Regions from separate parts of the Homo sapiens genome. Here region 2 is linked to region 1. A link is a loop called in an ENCODE intact Hi-C map of the cell type or tissue named here. Cell type or tissue: Panc1. All regions are shown on one strand.

What was found. Peaks named below come from ENCODE experiments on the same cell type or tissue, not always from the same donor. Only the 100,000 strongest peaks of a DNase experiment are listed, where the experiment ranks them.
Region 2: a loop joins it to region 1, with 12 times the contacts of the local background. A loop is called at or near these places in 3 of 110 quality-filtered maps.

Annotation. Positions count from the first base shown.
Region 1 is chrX:64,890,077-64,898,076 of GRCh38, reverse strand. No RefSeq gene overlaps it. Among named protein-coding and RNA genes, the nearest start is that of ZC4H2, 82 kb to the left of the region's middle. In Panc1, CTCF peaks have their summits at 2,985 and 3,214 (motif pointing left); a DNase peak (open chromatin) is centred at 3,266.
Region 2 is chrX:65,352,776-65,360,775 of GRCh38, reverse strand. All of the region lies in intron 2 of ZC3H12B (zinc finger CCCH-type containing 12B), which reads right to left. It also overlaps the pseudogene PRXL2CP1. Among named protein-coding and RNA genes, the nearest start is that of LAS1L, 180 kb to the left of the region's middle. In Panc1, no CTCF peak of the experiment used is centred here; no DNase peak of the experiment used is centred here.

The sequences.
Region 1 (8,000 bases):
ACGTCAGAGACCTTCAAAGCAACCCCTCCCATCAAAGGCCTGGAGACCTAAGAGGAAAAAATGGTTTACTGAGCCAGGACCAGGGCCTTGCTCCTTCATGTAGTCTCAGGATGCGGTGCTCTGTGTCCTAGTTGTGGCTAATAGGGACAAATGTAGAGCTCAGGCTATTGCTCAGAGGGTGCAAGCCTCAAGCCTTGGCAGCTTACATGTGGTGTTGGACCTGCAGGTGCACAAAAGTCAAAAATTGAGGTTTGGGAACCTATGCCTAGATGTCAGAGGATGTGTGGAAATGCCTGGATGTCTAGGCAGAGGTGTGATGCAGTGGCATGGCCCTCATGGAGAACCTCTGCTAGGGCAGTGCAGAAAGGAAATGTGAGGTGGGAGCCCCCACACAGGGTCCCCTCTGGGGCAGTACCAAGTGGAGCTGTGAGAAGAGGGCCACTGTCCTTCAGACCCCAGAGTGGTAGATTCACCGACAGCCTGCACCGTGTGCCTGGAAAAGTCACAGACACGCAACGCCAGCTCGTAAAAGCAGCCAGGATGGGGGGTTGTACTCTGCAATGCCACAGGGGTGTAGACGCACAAGACCATGGGAGCCCACCTCTTGCATCAGCATGCCCTGGATGCCCTGGATTCAAAGGTCATTTTGGAGCTTTAAGATTTGACTACCCCACTGAATTTCAGAGTTGCATGAGGTCTGTAGCCCCTTCATTTTGGCCAATTTCTCCCATTTGAAATGAGCGTATTTACTCAATGTCTCCATTGTATCTGGGAAGTAACTAACTTGCTTTTGATTTTACAGGCTCATAGGCAGAAGGCACCTGCCTTGTCTCAGATAAGACTTTAGACTATGCATGTTTGAGTTAATGCTGAAATGAGTTAAGACTTTGGGGGACTGTTGGGAAGGCATGATTGGTTTTGAAATGTGAGAGCGTGAGATTTGAAGTCGGGGACAGAATGATACAGTTTGGCTGTGTCCCCACCCAAATCTCATTTTGAATTGTATCTCCCATAATTCCCACATGTTTTGGGGGGACCCGGTGGTAGGTAATTGAATCATGGGGGTAGGTCTTTTCCGTGCTGTTCTTGTGATAGTAAGTCTAACAAGACCTAATGGTTTCATAAAGGGGTGTTCCCCTGCACACTCTCTCTTTTGCCTGCTGCTCAGCCATAAGAAGGAATGAAATAATGGCATTCACAGCAACCTGGATGCAGTTGGAGACCATTATTCCAAGTAACGTAACTCAGGAATGGAAAACCAAATATCTTACGTTTTCACTTATAAGTGGGAGTTAACTTATGAGGATGCAAAGGCATAAGAATGATATAATGGACTTTGGGGACTCGAGTGGAAGGGCAGGACTGGGGTGAGGGATAAAAGACTACACACTGAGTACAGTGTACACTGCTCAGGTGATGGGTGTACCAAAATCTCAGAAATCACCATTAAAGAACTTATCCATGTAACCAAAAGTCAAAATCGTGTTCCCCAAAAACTATTGAAATTAAAAAAATAGATAAACAAACTATGACACATTTATATAATAGAGTACTATTTAGCAAGAAAAGAAGCAAATTCTTGATATATTGGACAACACATGGATCTTAAAAAAAACATTATGCTGACTGAAAGAAGTCAGACACAAGGGTAAATCCTGTATGAGTCCATTTATAAGAAGTTCTAGAAGAGGCAAAATGAATTTATAGGGAAAGAAATTGAACAATGTTTCTGAAGGATGGAGGGTTAGGATTATTACAGAAGGGGAATGAGGAAAGTTTCTGGGATGGTGGTTTTGATGGAAGTTCTCAAGACCACTTCCATGTTAGAAGATTTTATAGGAGGACTCACAGGTTTCAGCATCATGATTTATTCCAGTCCATGTTCATGATTTATTACAGTTAAAGGATACAAAGCAAGAGCAGCCAAATAAAAGGGAGATGGGGTAAAGTCAGAGGAAACCAGGTATAGGCTTCCAAGAGTCATTTCTTAGTGGAATCACACAGGATGCACTTAATTCCACCAGCAATTAGCTGTGACAACACTGTAAAATATTGTCTACCAGGAAGGTCACTGGAGACTCAGTGTGCTGATTTTTTTTTAATTGAGGGCTCTGCCTAGCATGTGTCAAAATTCCACACTCCCCAAAGGAAAGCCGATGTGAAGCATAAACCATATTATTTGCATGGAGTTAGAAACAATGAGCCATCCTTACCATAGAATGGTGGGAACTGTCCTAAAATTCAACTTCCCAGATGCCAGCCAAGTGCCTACCTTGTGAACAGTTCTTTTGAAGGATAACAGTCGAGACGACTAAGTTAACTCTTTCCGGCACAGTGGTAGTTCTATATATTCATAGAGTTAGGATTACATAAGTGTATCGCTCTTTTAGAGATACACTTAAGTTCTGTATATTTAATTGTATGTAAATTTTACCTCAAAAGAAAAAATCTGTAAGCAATATTAATGCTATACATTAATATACATATCAATTTTACTAATAAGCATATTTAAAGATGGAGTGAACTGATGATGTGTGCAACTATTTTGAAATGCATCAAAATTTAGGTGGATTGATGGATGAATAGAAGGATAGATATGTGGTAAAAATAAGTCCAGCAAAATGCTAATTGTAGGATCTAGGTGGGAATATATGGCTGCTAACTATAAAATTTTCTGTATTTCATTGTAATTTAATAATATTTCATAGTACCTTCAAGATGAAATATCGGGGAAAGATAATATCTATCTGGCAATGTTACTTCGTTGCCCCAAAACCTTGGTTTACTTTCCAGCGTTCAATACACTTTATAATTTGACTTCATATAATCAGCATAGCGCTCACTTACTTCCAAGGAATTTGAAGAGCACCAGGGAGAGCATGTGAGTAATGGAGAGAGGCATAGAAAGTGCCTCTCTGCACTCCCACTTAGGGTGACCAATTGTCCCAGTTTTCCCAGGACTGTCCTGGTTTTAAAATGTAAAGTCCTACATCTTGGGAAACCCCTCAGTCCTGGGCAAACTGGGATGCTTGGTCACCTTACTGCACCTGTGTGCCCAGCTGTGCTGTGAGTCTATTATTTTTCTGTTAAGAACAGCTGTCAACTATTATTTCTAATCCATGCTCAGGGGCTGTGGACAGTTGGAGGTCTGGCCCTGACACACTCATTCTGCCATCTGGGCAGATGCTGCCTCCTGCTGGTGATAGAGTGCACCTGTTACAGAACCTCTCCCACAGGGCAGTAGCAGTTATGCCTGCTTTTTTCTCTTCCCCAACTCACAGTAGTCCTGGTCTTTGTCCTGCCTTCAATTCCATAGCGCACCATCTCTAAGGCCACTGAAACACCATCCTTGGTTTCTGGGTCCTACTCCCAACTCTGACTCCAGGCATTCTTCAGCACCCTGACCATGTACGTGTAACTACACTGCCCACCAGGAGGCATCTCGGTTCCATTCAGAAGGTGGAAGAAATAGCAGTTGATATTTAGTAACACCTGGGCAAAATGAAGAACCAGCCCAGGAGTTCCCCGAAAAAAACAAATGGCTGCTATGCGTTTCCAAGATAGAAATGTCGGCAGAGCGCGGTGGCTCACGCCTGTAATCCCAGCACTGTGAGAGGGCGAGGCGGGAGGATCACGAGGTCAGGAGATCGAGACCATCCTGGCTAACACGGTGAAACCCCGTCTCTACTAAAAATACAAAAAATTAGCCCGGCGTGGTGGCAGGCGCCTGTAGTCCCAGCTACTCGGGAGGCTGAGGCAGGAGAATGGCGTGAACCCGGGAGGTGGAGCTTGCAGTGAGCCGAGATCGCGCCACTGCACTCCAGCATGGGCGACAGAGCAAGACTCCGTCTCAAAAAACAAAACAAAACAAAAAAAACCCAAAAAATTAGCCGGGCGTGGTGGCGGGCGCCTGTAGTCCCAGCTACTGGGGAGGCTGAGGCAGGAGAATGGCGTGAACCCGGGAGGCAGAGCTTGCAGTGAGCCGAGATCACGCCACTGCACTCTAGCCTAGGCAACACAGCAAGAATCTGTCTCAAAAAAAAAAAAAGTCTTCCTTCCTTCTGCCTATGCTACTCTGGTAGGGTGTCAACTCACTTTAAAAATATGGCTTGGCCAGGCACGGTGGCTCACGTCTGTAATCCTAGCACTTTGGGAGGTCAAGGCGACTGGATCACCTGAGGTTAGGAGTTCAAAACTAGCCTGGCCAACATGGTGAAACCCTGTCTCTACTAAAAAAAAAATACAAAAATTAGCTGGGCGTGGTGGTGCACGCCTGTAGTCCCAGTTACCCTGGAGGCTGAGGCAGAAGAATCACTTCAACCCGGGAGGTGGAGGTTGCAGTGAGCCGAGATGGCACCACTGCACTCCAGCCTGGGTGACAGAGTGAGACTCCATTTCGAATATATATATATCATATATATATCTTATTATATATATTAAATATTATATATATGCTATATATATGCTATATATGATATATATATCATATATATGATATATATACTATATATGATATATATATCATATATATGATATATATATGCTATATATGATATATATGATATATATATGCTATATATGATATATATGATATATATGATATATATGATATATATGATATATATATGATATATATATGATATATATATGATATATATGCTATATATGATATATATATCATATATATGAGATATATATGATATATATGATATATATATGATATATATGATATATATGATATATATATCATATATATGATATATATATCATATATATATGATATATATATCTCCAGACAGGAGAAGAAACTAGCACAAAGTAACAAATCAGTCTATTACCGAGGCAGGGCTAGAACTGAGGTCTCCTCCTGAATTCCATGTTATTCCGAGTTTTTGACGCTACTTATGTCCTGATTCATCTAAAAAGACAGATGTCTACCTACTGGCTCCTCACTTTTCTGGGGGCATCCAGAAATGGCCCTGTCCACAACATGATCAAACAAAGCCTCTGGCCATTGTTGCTGCATTCCATGCCATGTAAGGGACTCAAATGCCAATTAACTGTGGTAGAGAGTTTGGCATAAAGGAGTTCAGCACTATAGGACAGGTCAACCCTGTTTTGGGAGAGATTCAGCACCATATGCCATCTAAGAAGCCTGATACTGAATCACTCCCAGGGACAGGACGGTCTTCACTGGCCAAAACCCATCTCTTAAGAGAAGGCATTGGTTCCTTCCGTTCCAAATAAAAGCCTGTTAAACCTTCATCTCTGTTCCATTTCAACCCCTAATACCCAGATCTGTCCACACCCAAAAGGGCTCTACCACTGAAATTTTATGATTTCATGTCTCCTCTCTGCCCAACAGAACCCTGTCACATTTTCTAGTCTTACTCTTTTCTCCCACAGTCCCTCCTTCTCACCTTCTCCTGGACCTCACAGAGGCCTCAGGCCTGGGACCCTCTCCTGGTCCATCCATTCCATCCTGACATTTTTCCACAGCTTGGACCCCCGGTCCATTGCTTCAACATTTCACTTGGCAATACCAACAGTTCTCCTTGTCCCCATCCTTCCTCTATGCTGCCCAGAGAAATCCAAGTCAAAGATCACTGCTGCTGTTGTCCTGGACAGTCAATGCTGCTGGAATCACTTTCCAGCCCCATGTTACCTGGCCCCATTTAGCATTCATGGTCCCCAAACCCATTTGGACCTCTAGCATTTCCCGGTTAGCTGCTAGTTACCTTTTCTCCTGCTCCCTCAGTGAAGAGGACTGAGGGTTGTCACTTTGAGGCCATGTGGTGCTTAGAATCACATGTGGTAAGGCAGCATAGGAGGTATAGGTGAAGAACAGTTTGCATTTATGCTGATCTGAGTTTGAAACTTGGATCTTCCACATATTGGTTGTGTGACAATGGGCAAGTCAATAATCTTTTAAACCTCATTTCCTTCTGTAAGCTATAAAAGGTAGTGTTGTAAGAAATCCATCTAAGTTCTTAGAAAAAATGTTTGGCAGGCATTCAATAAATGGTGGCTGTTATTCCATAGTGCCCTGGGCAGCACTCTGATTGGCAATACATACTAATTTCAAGTCTGATTTCTTGGTGGGCAAAAGCTGCTGACTGAGTTACTGCCCTGATTGGGGATTGGCTCAGGAACTTGGGTGGGCTTGGGCCTGTATGTGGGCACATGAGGGGCATAGGAAATACATGAGTGGAAAATCAAACCGCAAAATGTCTGGGGTCAGACAGATCTGACATCCTTGTGACTTGGGTTAAGCGAATTTATCTCTTTGAGCCTCTCTGTTGCTCGTATGTAAAATGAGGATAATAGTCTTTATTTATCACACTTCCCAGGGTTTCAGGGAGGCTTGAATGGCTTAGTGGATGGTAAAGTGCTTTTGTAAACTATAATGAACTCTATTTATATTAGTTATATGTGTGTATATGGGTGTGTGTGTATGTGTGCACACGGGTGTGTGTGTATGTGTGCACGCCCGTGTGTGTGTGTCTTTTCTCATAAGAGCTATGATCCTGGACTCTGAACCAGAGGGTGCAGGAGACAGTGTTGGGGTAACCATTCCAGGATGTCATTCTTTTCTGCTTCCTTTTTCCACTTTTCAGAAGTCTTTTGATGACATTGTGCCTACTCAGATAACCCAGGGTAATCTCCTTAATACCAGCTGATTAGGAAACTTAATTCTGTCTACAACCTTAATTTCTCTTTGTCATGTAACCTGACATATTCAAAGCTTTCAGAGATTAGAATGTGGGAATCTTTGCAGAGAGGGTAATTACTCTGCCCACCACTAGTAATTTACAGGTTAAAAGAGAGTTAACATACAAATCAACTAAATGTTATCTCTGGATTTTGGATTGGATCCCAATTCAAACAAACCAACTGTAAATATAAGAAAATCAGAGAAATTTGAATACTAAGTGGATATTTGATGATATTAAGAAATTACTGTTAACTTCTTAATCTGTGATAATATTGTGGTAATGTTGGGGAAAAAAGAATCCTTGTCTTTTACAAATATGTACTGAAATATTTGGGGATGAAATGAGATGATGTTTGGGATTTGCTATAAAATAAACTAATGAAAAGATGAATTAGTGAAGGGGGAATGCAGTGGCCATGTGCAGATAAATGTTGAAACTGGGTAACGGGAAGATAAAAAAATTTCATACTATTTTTCCACTTGTGTTTATGCTTGAAAATGTTTATTAAAAATTAATCTGGATTTTTAAAAATATATAGATGCTCAGGCTCTGCCTCCAGGAGATCCTGACTCAATAGCTCCAAGGTGAAGCCCAGGAATCTGAATTTTTAAAACTCTTCAGGTGACTCTGCTGCCTAGCTCACCTTGGCAACCTCCAAAGCAGATTGTCTCCAATAATAATATTTTTTTATACTTTAAGTTTTAGGGTACATGTGCACAACGTGCAGGTTAGTTACATATGTATACATGTGCCATGTTGGTGTGCTGCACCCATTAACTCGTCATTTAGCATTAGGTATATCTCCTAATGCTATCCCTCCCCACTCCCCCCACCCCACAACAGGCCCCGGTGTGTGATGTTCCCCTTCCTGTGTCCATGTGTTCTCATTGTTCAATTCCCACCTATGAGTGAGAACATGCGGTGTTTGGTTTTTTGTCCTTGCGATAGTTTGCTGAGAATGATGATTTCCAGCTTCATCCATGTCCCTACAAAGGACATGAACTCATCACTTTTTATGGCTGCATAGTATTCCACAGTATATATGTGCCACATTTTCTTAATCCAGTCTATCATTGTTGGACATTTGGGTTGGTTCCAAGTCTTTGCTATTCTGAATAGTGCCACAATAAACATATGTGTGCATGTGTCTTTATAACAGCATGATTTATAATCTTTTGGGTATATACCCAGTAATGGGATGGCTGAGTCAAATGGTATTTCTAGTTCAAGATCCCTGAGGAATCGCCACACTGACTTCCACAATGGTTGAACTAGTTTACAGCC
Region 2 (8,000 bases), 460 kb before region 1:
CAGTTTTACAAATTAAGTTGCTATCATTATTTGTATACAAGCCTTTGTGTAGATATATTCTTTTATTTGCCTTGATTAAATATCTAAGAATGAAATGACTGATCCATATGGTAGTTGTATGATTAACTTAAGAAGCTGCCAAACTGTTTTCCAAAGTAGTTGTATCAATTTATATTTCCATCTGCAGCGTTTGTAGGAGTTCTAATTGCTCTATATCCTTGCTATTGTTTTATATGGTCCATTTTTAAGCCATTGTAATAGGTAAGTGGTAGTATCTCATTGTGGTTTTAATTTGCATTCCCCCAATAGCTAATGATACTGAGCTTCTTTTCCTGCATTTATTTGCTATTGCTATCTCTTTTATGGTGAAGTGTCTATTCAAATATTTTGTGTTTTTAAAATTGTTTTCTTATTGTTGAATTTTCACAAAACAGGTTTATTGAAGTTTAATTCATATAACATACAATTCATCCAGTTAAAGTACAAGAATACCTTGAAAATATTGCATATTCAGTTCCAGACCACTACAAGAAAGCAAATATTGTAACAACGTAAATATCACAATAAAGTGACTCACATGATTTTTTAGTTTTCTATTTCATTTAAAAGTTATGTTTACACTCTATTGTAGTGTATGAAGTGTGCAATAGCATTATGTCTAAAAAATGCACACTTTTTTGAAAATATTTTATTGCTTGCCTGAAAATGCTAACAATCATCTGAACCTTCAGTGAGTTGTAATCTTTTTACTGATGGAGGGTCTTGCCTTGATGTTTATGGCTGCTGAATGATCAGGGTGGTGGCGCCTGAAGAATGAGGTAGCTGTGGCAATTTCTTAAATTTAGAAAACAATAAAGTTTGCAAAATTCATTGGCTCTTTCTTTTATACCATTTCTCTACAGCATGTGATTCTGGTTGATAACATTTTATCCACAGCAGTACTTCTTTCAAAATTAAAGTCTATGTTCTCAAACCCCACCGCCACTTTATCAAATAAGTTTATGTAATATTCTAAATCGTTTGTTGTAATTTCAACAATGCTCACAGCATCTCCACCAGGAGTAGATTTCATTCCAAGAAACTGCTTTCTTTGCTCATACATAAAAAGCAATTCCTCATTTATTAAAAAGTTTTATCATGAGACTGCAGCAATTCTGTTACATCTTCTGGCTCAGCTTCTAATTCTAGTTTTCTTGCTATTTCCACCAAATCTGCAGTTATTTTTTCCAGTGAAGTCTTGATCCCCTCAAAGTCATCCATGGGGTTGGAATCAACTTATTCCAAACTCCTGTTAATGTTGATATTTTGTCCTCCTCCCATGAAGTGCACAAGTTCTTAATGGCGAGAATGGTGAATCACTTCCAGAAGGTTTTTAATTTACTTTTTCCCAGGTTCATCAGATGAATCATTATCTCTAGCAACCATAGCCTTATGAAATGTATTTCTTAAATAATAGGACTTGAAAATCAATATTACTCCTTGATCTCTAGGCTGCAGGATGAATGCCATATAGCAGGAAAGAAAGCAGCATCAATCTTCTTATACATCTCCATCAGAGCTCTTGCGTGACTAGATGCATTTTCAATAGAAGTAATATCTTGAAAGGATTTTTTTTTTTCTGAGGCAGTCTCAACAGTAGGCCTAAAATGTTCAATAAACCATGTTGTAGTGCTGTAAACAGATATGCTGTTATATGGACTTGGTTGTTCCATTTATAGAGAATAAGCAGAGTAGATTTAGCATAACTCTTAAGGGCACTAAAATTTTCAAAATGGAAAATGAGCACTGGCTTCAAATTAAAGTCACCAGCTGCATTATCTCCTAACAAAGAAGTCAGCCTGTCCTTTGAAGTTTTAAAGCCAGGAAATGACTTCTCCTGTCTAGGTATATAAGTCCTAGGTGGCAGCTTCTTTCAGTACAGGGCTGTTTCGTCTACATTGAAAATCTGTTGAAAAGCTTGCCTTCTGCTAGCTTTTGAATTTGTTTGCTCATGCTTTTCTAGTTCTTTTAATTGTGATGTTAGGGTGTCGATTTTAGATATTTCCTGCTTTCTCTTGTGGGCATTTAGTGCTATAAGTTTCCCTCTACACACTGCTTTAAATGTGCCCCAGAGATTCTGGTACGTTTTTTCCTTGTTCTCGTTGGTTTCAAAGAACATCTTTATTTCTGCCTTAATTTCGTTATTTACCCAGTTGTCATTCAGGAGCAGGTTGTTCAGTTTCCATGTAGTTGTGCGGTTTTGAGTGAGTTTCTTAATCCTGAGTTCTGATTTGATTGCACTGTGGTCCGAGAGACTGTTTTTTATGATTTCCGTTCTTTTGCATTTGCTGAGGAGCGTTTTACTTCCAATTATGTTGTCAATTATAGAATAAGTGCGATATGGTGCTGAGAAGAATGTATATTCTGTTGACTTTGGGTGGAGAGTTCTGTAGATATCTATTAGGTCTGCTTGGTCCAGAGCCGAGTTTAAGTCCTGAATATCATTGTTGAGTTTCTGTCTCATATTGACAGTGCAGTGTTAAAGTCTCCCACTATTATTGTGTGGGAGTCTAAGTCTTTTTGTAGATCTTAAGAACTTGCTTCATGAATCTGGGTACTCTTGTATTGGGTGCATATATATTTAGGATGGTTAGCTCTTTTTACTGCATTGATCCCTTTACCATTATGTAATGCCCTTCTTTGTCTTTTTTGATCTTTGTTGGTTTAATATCTGCTTTATCAGAGACTAGGATTGCAAGGGCTGTTTTTTTTTTTTTACTTTCCATTTGCTTTGTTAATATTCATCCATTCCTTTATTTTGAGCCTATGTGTGTCTTTGCACATGAGATGGGTCTCCTGAATACTGCACACCAATGGGTCTTGACTTTTTATCCAATTTGCCAGACTGTATCTTTTAATTGGGGCATTTAGCTCATTTACACTTAAGGTTAATATTGTTATGTGTTAATTTGACCCTGTCATTATGATGCTAGCTGGTTATTTTGCACATTAGTTGATGCAGTTTCTTCATAGTGTTTACGGCCTTTACAATTTGATGTGTTTTTGCAGTGACTGGTACCAATTTTTCCTTTCCATATTTAGTGCTTCCTTTAGGAGCTCTTGCAAGGCAGGCCTGGTGGTGACAAAATCTCTCAGCATTTGCTTGTCTGTAAAGGATTTTATTTCTCCTTTGCTTATGAAGCTAGTTTGGCTGGGTATGAAATTCTGAGTGGAAAATTATTTTCTTTAAGAATGTTGAAGTTCAGCGGTGGTGTTGTCCCTGTCCAGGCCCTGAGTGGCCCTGAACATGGGCAGCCCCTGGTAGCTGCCATAGCCGAGCTGCCAGTGCTGGACTCTCATGGGCAGTGGGTGCCATTTGGAGCTCTCCTCTGGGAGCGCCACACTATGGTAGTGTTTGTGCAACATTTCCTGTTTTACATTTGCAAGGAATATGTAGAGGATCTGCCCAAAATCCCGAAGAGTTTCCTACAAGAAGCAAATGTCACTCTTATAGTGATTGAACAGTCATCCTACCATCCTATTGAGTCTTTTTGCAAACTGCCTGGATATTCTCATGAAATCTATTTCACCCTGAGAGGGAAATTTATAAAAGATTGGGAATGAAAAGAGGTGAAGAAATGGCCTCCTCAGGACAGAGCCCCCATGTGAAGTCAAATATACTCTCAGGAAGCCTTTGGAGCTTGTGGTGGGCAGTGACTGGCCCTCTCTTTGATTTTCAAGGAGACCCAGCTCAGCAAGGTGGAACTTTCATTTTAGGTCCAGGTAACAACATCCATTTTATACACCATGAGAGGAATATGTTGGATCACAAACCTATCAACTCTGTTTTACAGCCTGTGGGAGTTTAGCATGTGAACTTTACAAACAGATCTTCAATTATCCATGTGTGAGTTAACATGGTATCTCACTTTCGACTGGACCTCCTGGAATGTGACCTTCAATGCTGGGGTGTAATATCCCTGTGTAGTGTCTAACCTGCTGTCTCTTCCCAGCCTTTGAGGATTTAGGGAAGCATAAAGAGGCCTTGAACCAGTTGAGCTGCATGCTGAGAAGCATCAGTTGTCAAAAATGTGATATATACTTTCATTACTTTCATTTTATAGCTTTTAAAATTTTATACAAAATAACATATATGAATATACAAAATATAACTTTAAAAATTATAAAATCATAAATACCATTTAAATTATTTTACATTATGGTATATACAGTCAATGAAGGAATTTTTTTGGCAATTAATACAAATTCTGATGAAGAATATATAAAGGGAAGGGAGAGCAACACAAGACCATTGTATTCAGTGAAGAAAGCAAAATATTAAATTCTGTCAACAATATAACTGCATTTTTATATGTATATATTTACATTTTTGTGTGCTTAGGAAAAAGACAGGAAATAAACACCAAAATGTTGCCAGTAGGTGTCTCTGTGTTAACATGTCTTTTCTGCATTTCCCAACTGTTCTATAATGAGCATGATTAATATTGTGGGGCCAGGAAAAGCTCTTTAAACATTATCTGACAATTTTATGCCCACAAAACAACCTTCAAAAGTGCAAATTATATAGGTTGCAGTCCATGTTTCCACCCTAATTGCTTTACTCAGAGGAAGTGTGGCAATCTGAACATCTCACATATAACCAGTGTCCACAGCACCTTCTCACTACACACTTGCTATCCATTTCACTAGGATTTTTGGGAATTAGGGGAGCTATGGAGAAAAAATTTGTTTTAGATATTTAAGATATGTATTTAAAATACGGTTAGTGTGCTTTTTGAAAGGGGACTATAAGAATTTTATTTTATTTCTTTATTTGTTTTTGAGACAGAATCTTGCTCTGTCACCCAGGGTGGAGTGCAATGGTGCTATCTCAGCTCACTGCAACTTCTGCCTCCTGGGTTCAAGTGATTCTCCTGTCTCAGTCTCCCAAGTAGCTGGGATTACAGGCACCTACCACTACATCTGGCTACTTTTTGTATTTTTAGTAGAGACAGGGTTTCACCATGTTGGCCAGGCTGGTCTTGAGCTCCTGACCTCAGCCTCCCAAAGTGCTAGAATTACAGGCATGTTCCACCATGCCTGACCAAAAATTGTTTAAATTTTTAAAAACTTTATGACTTAAATGTACACTATGGTTTAGTGTGCATTCCTAGAGAACTGGTATTTCTCACCCCCAAATTGCTCTTATTTGGAAGACTGTTGTCATTTTTATTTTTCTAGAATCTTAATCTGTTTAGTTGGGAAGTGTCCCAGAATTCCTGATGAAAAAAGTGTAGCAAAATCAGAATTTTGGTAATTATTAGCAAGTATAATACTGCTTTGAACTCAATGCTTTTATATGAAGCATATGAAGTTACAAAAAATTAATGTATTAAAATATTTAAATATACTTTCCTGTTTGTATAACCAGGTTTTTATTCAATAAAAATGAAATTTCTCATTTAAATTATTTTAGAAAAAGAATGTTGAATATTGACCCCCACTCTCTTCTGGCTTGTAGGGTTTCTGCAGCGAGATCCACTATTAGTCTGATGGGCTTCCCTTTGTAGGTAACCCAACCTTTGTCTCTGGCTGCCCTTAACATTTTTTTCTTCATTTCAACCTTGGTGAATCTGACGATCATGTGTCTTGGGGTTGCTCTTCTCAAGGATTATCTTTGTGGTGTCCTCTGTATTTCCTGAATTTGAATGTTGGCCTGTCTTGCTAGGTTGGGGAAGTTCTCCTGAATAACATCCTGAAGAGTGTTTTCCAACTTGGTTCCATTCTCCCCATCACTTTCAGGTACAAAAATCAAATGTAGGTTTGGTCGTTTCCCATAGTCCCATATTTCTTGGAGGCTTTGTTCATTCCTTCTCATTTTTTTTCTCTAATCTTGTCTTCAAGCTTTATTTCATTAAGTTGGTCTTCAATCTCTGATATCCTTTCTTCCACTTTATCAATTTGGCTGTTTATATATGTGAATGCTTTATGAAATTCTTGTGCTGTGTTTTTCAGCTCCATCAGGTCATTTATTTTCTTCTCTAAACTGGTTATTCTAGTTAGCAATACCTCTAACCTTTTTTCAAGGTTCTTAGCTTCCTTGAATTGGGTTAGAACAGGCTCCTTTAGCTCAGAGGAGTTTGTTATTACCCATCTTCTGAAGCCTAATTCTGTCAATTCATCAAACTCATTCTCCGTCCAGTTTTGTTCCCTTGCTGGTGAGGAGTTGTGATCCTTTGGGGGAGAAGAGGCATTCTGCTTTTTGGAATTTTCAGACTTTTTGCGCTGGTTTTTCCTCATTTTCATGGATTTATCTACCTTTGGTCTTTGATGTTGGTGAACTTCGGATGGTGTTTCTGTGTGGACGTCCTTTTTGTTGATGTTGATGCTATTACTTTCTGTTTGTTAGTTTTCCTTCTAAAAGTCAGGCCCCTCTGCTGCAGGTCTGCTGGAGTTTGCTGGAGGTCCACTCCAGACTGTTTGCCTGGGTATCACCAGCAGATGTTGCAGAACAGCAAAGATTGCTGCCTGTTTCTTCCTTTGGAAGCTTTGTACTAAAGGGGCACCGGCCAGATGCCAGCTCTCCTGTACAAGATGTCTGTCGACCCCTGCTGGGAGGTGTCTCCTCATCAGGATACACAGGAGTTAGGGACCCACTTGAGGAGACAGCCTGTCCCTTAGCAGAGCTCGAGCGCTGTGCTGGGAGATCTGGTGCTCTCCCTTCAAAGCCGACAGGTAGGAACGTTTAAGTTTGTTGAAGCTGCGCCCACAACCGCCCCTTCCCCTAGGTGCTCTGTCCCAGGGAGATGGGAGTTTTATCTATAAGCCCCTGACTGGGGCTGCTGCCATTCTTCCTGAGATGCCCTGCCCAGAGAGGAGGAATCTAGAGAGGCAGTCTGGCTACAGTGGCTTTGCCAAACTGTGGTGGGCTCTGCCCAGTTTGAACTTCCCGGTGACTTTGTTTACACTGTGAGGGGAAAACTGCCTACTCAAGCCTCAGTAATGGTGGACACCCCTCCCCACACCAAGCTCGAGTGTCCCAGGTCGACTTCAGACTGCTGTGCTGGCAGTGAGAATTTCAAGCCAGTGGATCTTAGCTTGCTTGGCTCCATGGTGATGGGATCCGCTGATCTAGACCACTTGACTCCCTGGCTTCAGACCCCTTTCCAGGGGAGTGAACAGTTCTGTCTCACTGGCATTCCAGGCGTCACTGGGGTATGAAGAAAAACTAGCAGTTTTAATTATATTCAAATCTTTCCTTTGCATTCACAACTTGGCTGAATGTTTGGTGCAAGAGCCTTGCTATCTTGGTTGTCAACATGCCTTCCTCATTAAGTTTAATGATGTCTAGTGTTTGTTCTAAGGTTAGAGACGTGCGACTGACTCTTCCTTTCACTTGAACACTAATTGTAGGATTATTAATTGAGCTAATATCAACACTGTTTTGCCACAGAGAATAGGGATGCCCAAAAAGAGGGGGAGATATGAGGGAACAGTTGGTTAGTAGAGGAAGTGATCTCTGTTTTTGTTTTTGTTGTGTGTTTCAGAACACACACATTTATTAAGTACCCTGTCGTATATGGGTGCAGTCCATGGCATCCCAAAACAATAGCAATTGTAATATCAAAGATCACTTATCGCCCACACACAGTGGATCATGTCTGTAATCTGAGCACTAAGAAGGAGGCCGGGGGGGCAGATAGCTTGAGCTCAAGAATTTGAGACCAGCCTGGGCAACATGGTGAAATCCCATACGCACACACACACACACACACACACAAATTAGCTGGGCGTGGAGGCGCGCACCTGTAGTCCCAGCTACTTGGCAGGCTGAGGTGGGAGGATCACTTGAGCCTAGGAGGTCAAGGCTGCAGTGAGCCATGATCATGCCGCTGCATTCCAGCCTGTGTAACAGAGCGAGACCCTATCCCAGAAAACAAAAATAAAAACAAAGATCTCTTATCGCAGATCACCATAACAGATACAATGATGGTGAAAAAGTTTCAAATACTGTGAGAATA